Linked DNA regions of Mus musculus: region 2 is linked to region 1. The links are chromatin contacts, found by POLR2A ChIA-PET in ENCODE. All regions are on one chromosome and are shown on one strand. The core of a region is the stretch at or near the end of the contact, and the rest is flanking DNA. Distances in the headings are between cores, read along the strand shown.

Region 1 (3,518 bases), core at 758-3,257:
GCGCAGAGAGTTAACCGAGTATACAAGAACGTAACCATGGACCCCGATGATGAGCGAGTAGGGCAGAATGCTGTACTCATCCTAGCAGCAAACAAAAACGTGAGTATGTACACCCATGCCTTCAAACGGCGTAAGCCAGTGGCATAGCACACGAGTGACCCTCCCGGGACATTCCTCGCTCCGGTCTCTTCCATCAAACAAATTTTTATGAAGTAGCTCCACTGAGCCCTGCACACTGCTAACAGCTCAATGCCTTTCTTTTCATACTACATCCCACATGAACCCCCCCCCCCCCACACACACACACACTACCAGACTTTATAATTTAGGGCTGAACTATAACATTTGGACACCCTACCGCAACTGGTACCTGCCCTGCTGTGTCCACCAGATGTAGGTGAAACTCATCTTTGCCAAGAGTCACTGTCTTGCTGTAAGCTGGAAAAACAAACAAAGAAGAAAGCTTCTTGACTGTGAGGTGCTTTGTGGTCCCAGTGATGTGTGTTCCGATACAGTCCTGACCCCAGGAGTGACACACTGACTTACTGTCTTCAGCCACACCTGTGGTTCTCAACCTTCCTAATGCTTGATCCTCAACCATAAAATTATTTTTGTTGCTACTTCATAGCTATGATTTCGCTATCGTCGTGAACCGCAATGTACATATTTTTGGAGGTACAGGGTTGCAAATGGGGTCTCAACTCAGAGACTGAGAACCTCTTGATCTATACTATCCTGGTCTAGAACGGCACAAACGCCACGCTCTAGACACTAGAATGGGACTCCCAGAGCTGATTAGTGGACCCTATAAACAAACCATCCTCTTTGCAACAAAGAAATCTCAAATTATGGAGTTTGAGAGGGCACCCAGTCTATCTAGGTTCCATCCCCTTCACACTAAAGAAAATTACTCATGCCAGGTGGTAGTGGCGCACGCCTTTAATCCTAGTATTCCAGAGGCAGAGGCAGGAGGATCTCTGAATTCGAAGCCAATCTGGTCTACAAAGCTAGTTCTAGCAGCCAAGGATACACAAAGAAACCTTGTCTCAAAACAAAAAACAAAGTGGTGGGGGGTGTTGGGGGGGGGATGCAACTACTTACTATTCTCCACTGTAGGATCGTAGCCTTCCAGGAACTCGCCTTCCACAAATTGATGTGCCAAAGATGTCTTCCCTTTAAGGACCAAAGATTGTTGTAATATAGTCATCCATCCATATTTACACCTTTTGTCCTTTCGGACTGTGGCCAGGACCAAAGGGCACCTCACATCAGCATCCCAGATTGTGGGAGCTCCCAAGCAATGCTTACCCTTTGTCTTTTATTACCATCATCCTAACAAGTAGATTTCCGCGACGTTTTGGTGATTCGATGCATTCAGTGACGCTTCAGGAAGCCCTTTCCTGCCCCACCCCATCTCACCCTTTGAAAAAGATTCCCCGGGATCTAGTGCACCAGGCCAAGGACACTTGCAAGTGTCTAGCCGGCAGAGATCTCCACCACACCTTCAAATACTGATCCCACCCCCGCTCCCAGAGAGAGCAACGCGGGGACGACTGGTGCAACCACAGCCCGGTACACTTTAACCCTTGCGCGCTCCTCTTCCAGCATCCCTCCACCCTTCCATCTCCTGGCAGCAAAACCGACTTCTTCCCAGGCCACATTGGGTCCTCGTGTCACATCTCCGCGACAGCGCGCCTCTTCTGGCCACAAAGCAACCGTGCTCTCGGGAGGGCGGGGACTTACCTACGGAGCGGTACCCTAGGATGGCCACCTTCCTGTAGCGCACCAGCGGCATGACAGGACGCCGCCCCGCGGGGCTCGTAGGAGTGCGGGCCGAGGGAACCCGAAGATCAGCCGAGGTGCAGGCCGAGGTGGACTCTGGGAAGAAGAGTAGCTCGCTGAAGCTACGCCCGGCAAGCCAAGGAAAACCAAAACAAGCCGCGCGCCCGGGGCAGCCCACGTGATCACAACACAGCGGCTGTACGCAAGGGAGCTGGGCGAGGGGGGGGGGGCAGGGGAGGGGACAAGACGAGCGGGATACCTAGCCGGGCGGCTCCCGGCTCCGCCCCACATGCTGCTCCCCATTGGTCTATTAGAATAGAGGAGGGCGGAGTCACCCACAGGAGGGAAGGGCGGGCCTCACGTGGAGCGGGATCTTTGGGAGCTGCACATGCGTAGACCTGAGCCTGTTCATTCATAAAGAAAGAGAAAGGAACCCGGGGTCCTAGAGGTACTTGCTGCCTAGCCAAAGAAGCTGGGACTCTCAGATGGAAAACACCTGTTGTGAAAATACAAAACGAAAAGGAAAATATCTGTTGTGGTTCGGCTGGAGTGTTTGCTTTTGAGACAGGGTCTTACTGGTGTAACCTGACTGGCCTACAGCTCTCTCTATAGATCTTGCTGGCTTCAAACTCACTGGGATCCACTTGCCTCCTCCTCCCCAGTACTGGATCAAAGGGGTGCACCACTACACGTGGCTTTGGGCTGGAGGTTTTGTTGAAAAGATTCTAGGCCCTTGAAGCACGGATTTAATCCCAGCACTCGAGAGGCAGAGAAGGGCATGTCTCAGAGTTTGAGGCCAGCCTTATTGACAGAGTGATTTTCAGGACAGCCAGGGCTACACAGAGAAACCTGTTCTCAGGAGTGGGGGTGGGTTCTAGGCCTCTGATTTCACAGAACTGGAGTTCTTGTTGTTTGGGAAATTATTTCAGTGTGTATGCAGTCTTAGGTTTCCTTATCATACCCAGGACACTCATTTATTCAACAAATACTGACTGAGGCAGGAGGATGCTGAGTTTGAGACTGGCCTGGGCTATACAAGATCAAGCCACCCAAGACCTTGTCCAGAAAAAGGGAAAAAGGAAAAGAAAAGCATACGTCTATAATCGAAGGATTTAAGAGGTGAAGACAAGAAGGTCAGGAGGAGTTCAAACTCATTACGGCCTCAGCTATGTAGTGAGTTTGAGCCCAAAAGACCTTGTTCTAAAAAAAGAAAAAAGGCTGTTGCCCATGTTCCGCATGCTCTGGACAAGACACTGTTGCAGGCTTGCTAAAAGAGATAAACATGGCATCTGTTTTCCTGGCATTTAAATTTATTCAGAGTTTGGAGCTGCATGAGGCCAGCCTTGTTTGCAGTCCCCAGAACACACACACACACATGCACACACACACATATGCACAAAACCTTAGGGAGACAAGTATGTATGTCATGGACAGCTTCAAATTAACCAGCGGGTTCATCCCGTTGAGGTAGAACCTAGGAAGTTGGCCGCTGGTGGCCGGTGTTCCTAAGGCTCTGCTTCACTCTGGTTTGTTTGGTTTTTGTTTTTTGTTTTTTCCAAGACAGGGTTTCTCTGTGTAGCCCTGGCTGTCCTGGAACTCACTCTGTAGACCAGGCTGGCCTCGAACTCTGCTTCTGCCTCCCGAGTGCTGGAATTAAAGGCTTGCGCCACCATGCCTGGCTCTGCTTCATTCTGGACTCTTCATGCCTGCTTTGGTTTGCTGTCTGCCGTGAACAA
Region 2 (3,518 bases), core at 390-2,889, 72 kb after region 1:
ACACCAAAAGTGGGTGTGGCCTAGATGTCACCTTAATACTGCTTAAGACATGGTGCAAACCCATTGTTTCCAAAGCCTTGCTTGAATAGAACAGCTTTCATATTTGAAAAATATTTAAAGCATAGATTCTGTAAAACAAAATAATTATCCATAATAATACTAATTGCTTCTTTACCCGATAAGTAAGGATGAAGTTTTCATCCTATAGGACCTGGTATTTCATCATGGACATCTGCAGTGCGGCTGGGGCCAACAGCCACACCCTTCTGTGGACCCCATCAGTACTCTGGCTAGGCTACATAATAAAGAGTCTCACACTATAGGACCTTCTATTTCAACACTGACATCTGCAGTGCGGCTGAGGCCAGGAGCCACACCCTTCTGCAGACAGACCCCATCAGTACTTTGGCTAGTCGACAAGCTAGACAAAGTCTGATTTCTGCATTGCCACGTTCTCTGTGCCTGGTGCTAGCCTGTGCTGTTACATTATTTAACAGAGAAAGCTCTATTTCCAGCAGCTGTCTATGCGATCTCTTTGTGCTGCTTTCATGGTCCCTCCTAACCCTGGCTGGGGCCATTAGCCTGAATTAATGAATTAGTGCACATTTATTAGAACAAAAGATGGTTGGGTGCAGAGTATAATTTTTTTCTTTGCAGAAAATCCATTGTTTTTTGAAGGTTTTCCACTGTATGGAATGGAAATATTCTTAAAGCAGGCTAAGTTAGAAACAATGAGCGCCAACATTTTTTAAAAAAACAAGTGAAAAGATAGCTAAATTTAAAAGTAGAAAATAATATTTTTATCCTATGAATCTCTACATACCACTAATATTTCATTCTATAGAGATACACGTCTGTTGTGGAGGGACTACTTTCATTGTCTGCGGGGGTGGGGGGCGGGGAAGGGCGTTTCCCTGGGTTCTGACCATCAGCGTACTCTAGGATTCACAAAGTGGGCTTTGTCATTCCCCAACCATCCAGCTCCCCTCCCCCCTCAGCGAGATGTCCCCGTTAAGCAAATCGTATTTTTGACAGCCCTGCAGACGAAACATCCCATGACTACAGTTCCACAACGATTTTTTTTAAAGTAAAAATAAAAATAATTAAAAAAAAAAAAACCGCTCGGAAGAGGCTTAGTGAGAACCAACCCCTCCCAAAACGCCACGGAAGCAAGAGACAAACAACCCCGCCCCTGCGCCTCCCTGACAGCGGCTGCCATGGATCCGACGCAAACTAAACATTTTCCTAGCGAAGTGGGGCGGTGTTTCTGGAGTTCGGGCTCGGCCGCCGCCCCTGCCCTCCTACAGCAGCGGACCCTCGATCCCCCACCCGTCCCCGGCGGTCCCCGTGGTCCCCTGCAGTCCCTGGCTCTGCCAGCGCTAGCTCATCGGCGCTGCCTTTGTTCTTCCCGGTCTGGGCGTTTCCGTGTCCCGCACTGCGGCGGCGGGACTCAAAGACTAAGATAAACTTAAAGCATGGAGACCACCCTTTCCCCGCAGAGGTGACCAAAGCCTTAGACGTTTCCTTGCAGATCTGGGGCGACTGACACCCACCCTCTATCTACCGAGAGCCGGGGAAGGCTTGCTCACCATGGTTGCTGCTTCGCGGCTGCCGGGTGGATGGCGGAGGCGAGGAGGAGGTGTTGCTTCTTACAGCGCGACTCTTAGGCGGTCGATGTAAGAGAACCTGCGGCACTTGGGCGGATGCGGCTCCTTATATACAGCTCTGTCACCATGGGGATGGGCCAGGGCCTTTTCCTGTTGGTCCAGACCCCTCTGTCTGCCCAGAGAAGCCGCGACAGGAGAGTGGTGATTGGTGCAAGCGACATGGTATGAGGTAATCTCTCCCCCACCCCTTCCCCCTAGCATCCGTAGACTTTGCATCCTTCAGACAAAGGCCGTGCAAAGGCAGCTAGCCGAGCATCCATTATGGGGTGGAGTTGGGGAGGGGTGGAAAGGGAAGAAAGAAAACTGGGGTTGGATGATTATACGTAGTTTAAACCTTAAACTGTATTTAAAAATCATCTAAGGTTTTTCCCAACACTTAATCACAGAATTTATGTTTAGAATCTTTTTGGAAAATTCCAGCTTTTCATTTTTAATATACTGAATTTAATTACGTTCTGTCAGAATTCAACATCTCTATTTGCTTTAAAAAGTAGCAGAAGATACGGGGGTGGTCAAAAAGGCGTGGCTGAATGTTTAGTTTCATAGTTATTGTATTATTGTTATTCTTTATTATTATTTGAGCAAAAGTCAGTACGAGTAGACCACGCCTGTGACCTCAACAGCACCTGGGAGTCAGAGGCAGGAAGACTTGCAGCTCAAGGTCATCTTAACTGGCCTTAGTGGTTTATTCCTGTGTATCCCAGCACTGGGAAGCCGGGGATTGCAGCTAATTTGTGCCCACCCTGGATATATAGTGTGATATCCTGTCTCAAAAACCAAAAGAAAAAGAAAGAAAGAAAGAAAGAAAGAAAGAAAGAAAGAAAGAAGAGAAGAGAGAAATAATATACAAAGTAGTACTTAATACTAGAGAGCTTTCTTTCTTTAGCTGTAATTCTCTCCCATCACCCCTCCGTGCCCGCCCCCCTACCCCACCCTACCTCACCCCAGAGCCTGTGTTATTTTGTCCCTAGAAATGAGCCATCCTTTCTAATATGGAATTCAGAAACTGTAAGGAGAAAGAATTGAGTTTAAAAACTAGCTCTTTGTGTGGGCTTGTATTTCTCCAGTCTTTTTTTTTTTTTTGGAGGGGGAGGGGTGATATCAAGTAAAAAATAACTGAGATGCCAAATTAAAAAGAGGAGCGTTTTATAATATAAAAGGAAACCATTTTGTGATGTTTTCATCCCCAGACAACTGTGCAGTGCCAGCCCTGCTGCAGTTTTATGTAGTTCCCTGAATTCTGTAAATAGCCCCTTCCGCAGCTGGGCTTCTGACTGTGGGAACTGTAGCTGCTCTCCCCAAGGCTGCTCAGCCAGAGACTGTGGTCCTTGCTCAATTGCCCCTTGGGACAAAAATGCCTTGCTTTCACTCCTAGGAAATAGATTACAGTGGCACTCTCTTGCTATGTAGAAAGGCTCCGTTGTCAGCAAGGAAGATCTCTATATAGTGAGTCTCCGAGCTGCGGACCACTGATAATTTGCAGGATGAAATTTTAGAGGAAAAGAGATATTTGTTTGGGCACCGAGCTAAAAATGTGGATTTTGACAGATGGCTTCCCTTTCAGTAGCAGAGTCTTGGTCGCCCGCAGCTCTGTTTGCGAGCCCTGTGGAGTCCATTCATTCCGGCTGGGCTCCCAAGGCGCAGGGCGCTGGTGTGGGAGGGAGAGCCTTGGGAACACAGCAGCTGCAGGTTGTGAGCTAACAATGGTGGCCATGAGTTCTTCTAGCCTGAGGTCCACAGCTCTGCCTTTCTTGTTTAAATTTATCGTAAAAGTCTTTTCTAAAGAAAAACAAAACAAAACAAATCAATATAACCCACAAACAAAGAATTGTCTACTTCTTGCATATTTCC

The links. ChIA-PET counts read pairs that join two places held with the same protein, here RNA polymerase II (POLR2A).
Region 2: POLR2A ChIA-PET joins it to region 1 with 37 read pairs in Patski. The contact joins the promoter of Tuba1a here to the promoter of Rhebl1 in region 1. POLR2A ChIA-PET finds 5 or more read pairs at or near these places in 3 of 5 experiments (Patski and embryonic stem cell).

Annotation. Positions count from the first base shown.
Region 1 is chr15:98,879,407-98,882,924 of GRCm38, forward strand. Rhebl1 (Ras homolog enriched in brain like 1) reads right to left here and starts at 2,008. Exons shown (of 8, transcript NM_026967.4): 1 at 1,744-2,008; 2 at 1,102-1,173; 3 at 371-438; 4 at 1-81. The coding sequence starts at 1,795. It also overlaps a transcript of Dhh not described here.
Region 2 is chr15:98,951,862-98,955,379 of GRCm38, forward strand. Tuba1a (tubulin, alpha 1A) reads right to left here and starts at 1,640. Exons shown (of 4, transcript NM_011653.2): 1 at 1,590-1,640. The coding sequence starts at 1,592. B430209F14Rik (a long non-coding RNA gene) reads left to right here and starts at 3,472. Exons shown (of 4, transcript XR_875650.3): 1 at 3,472-3,518.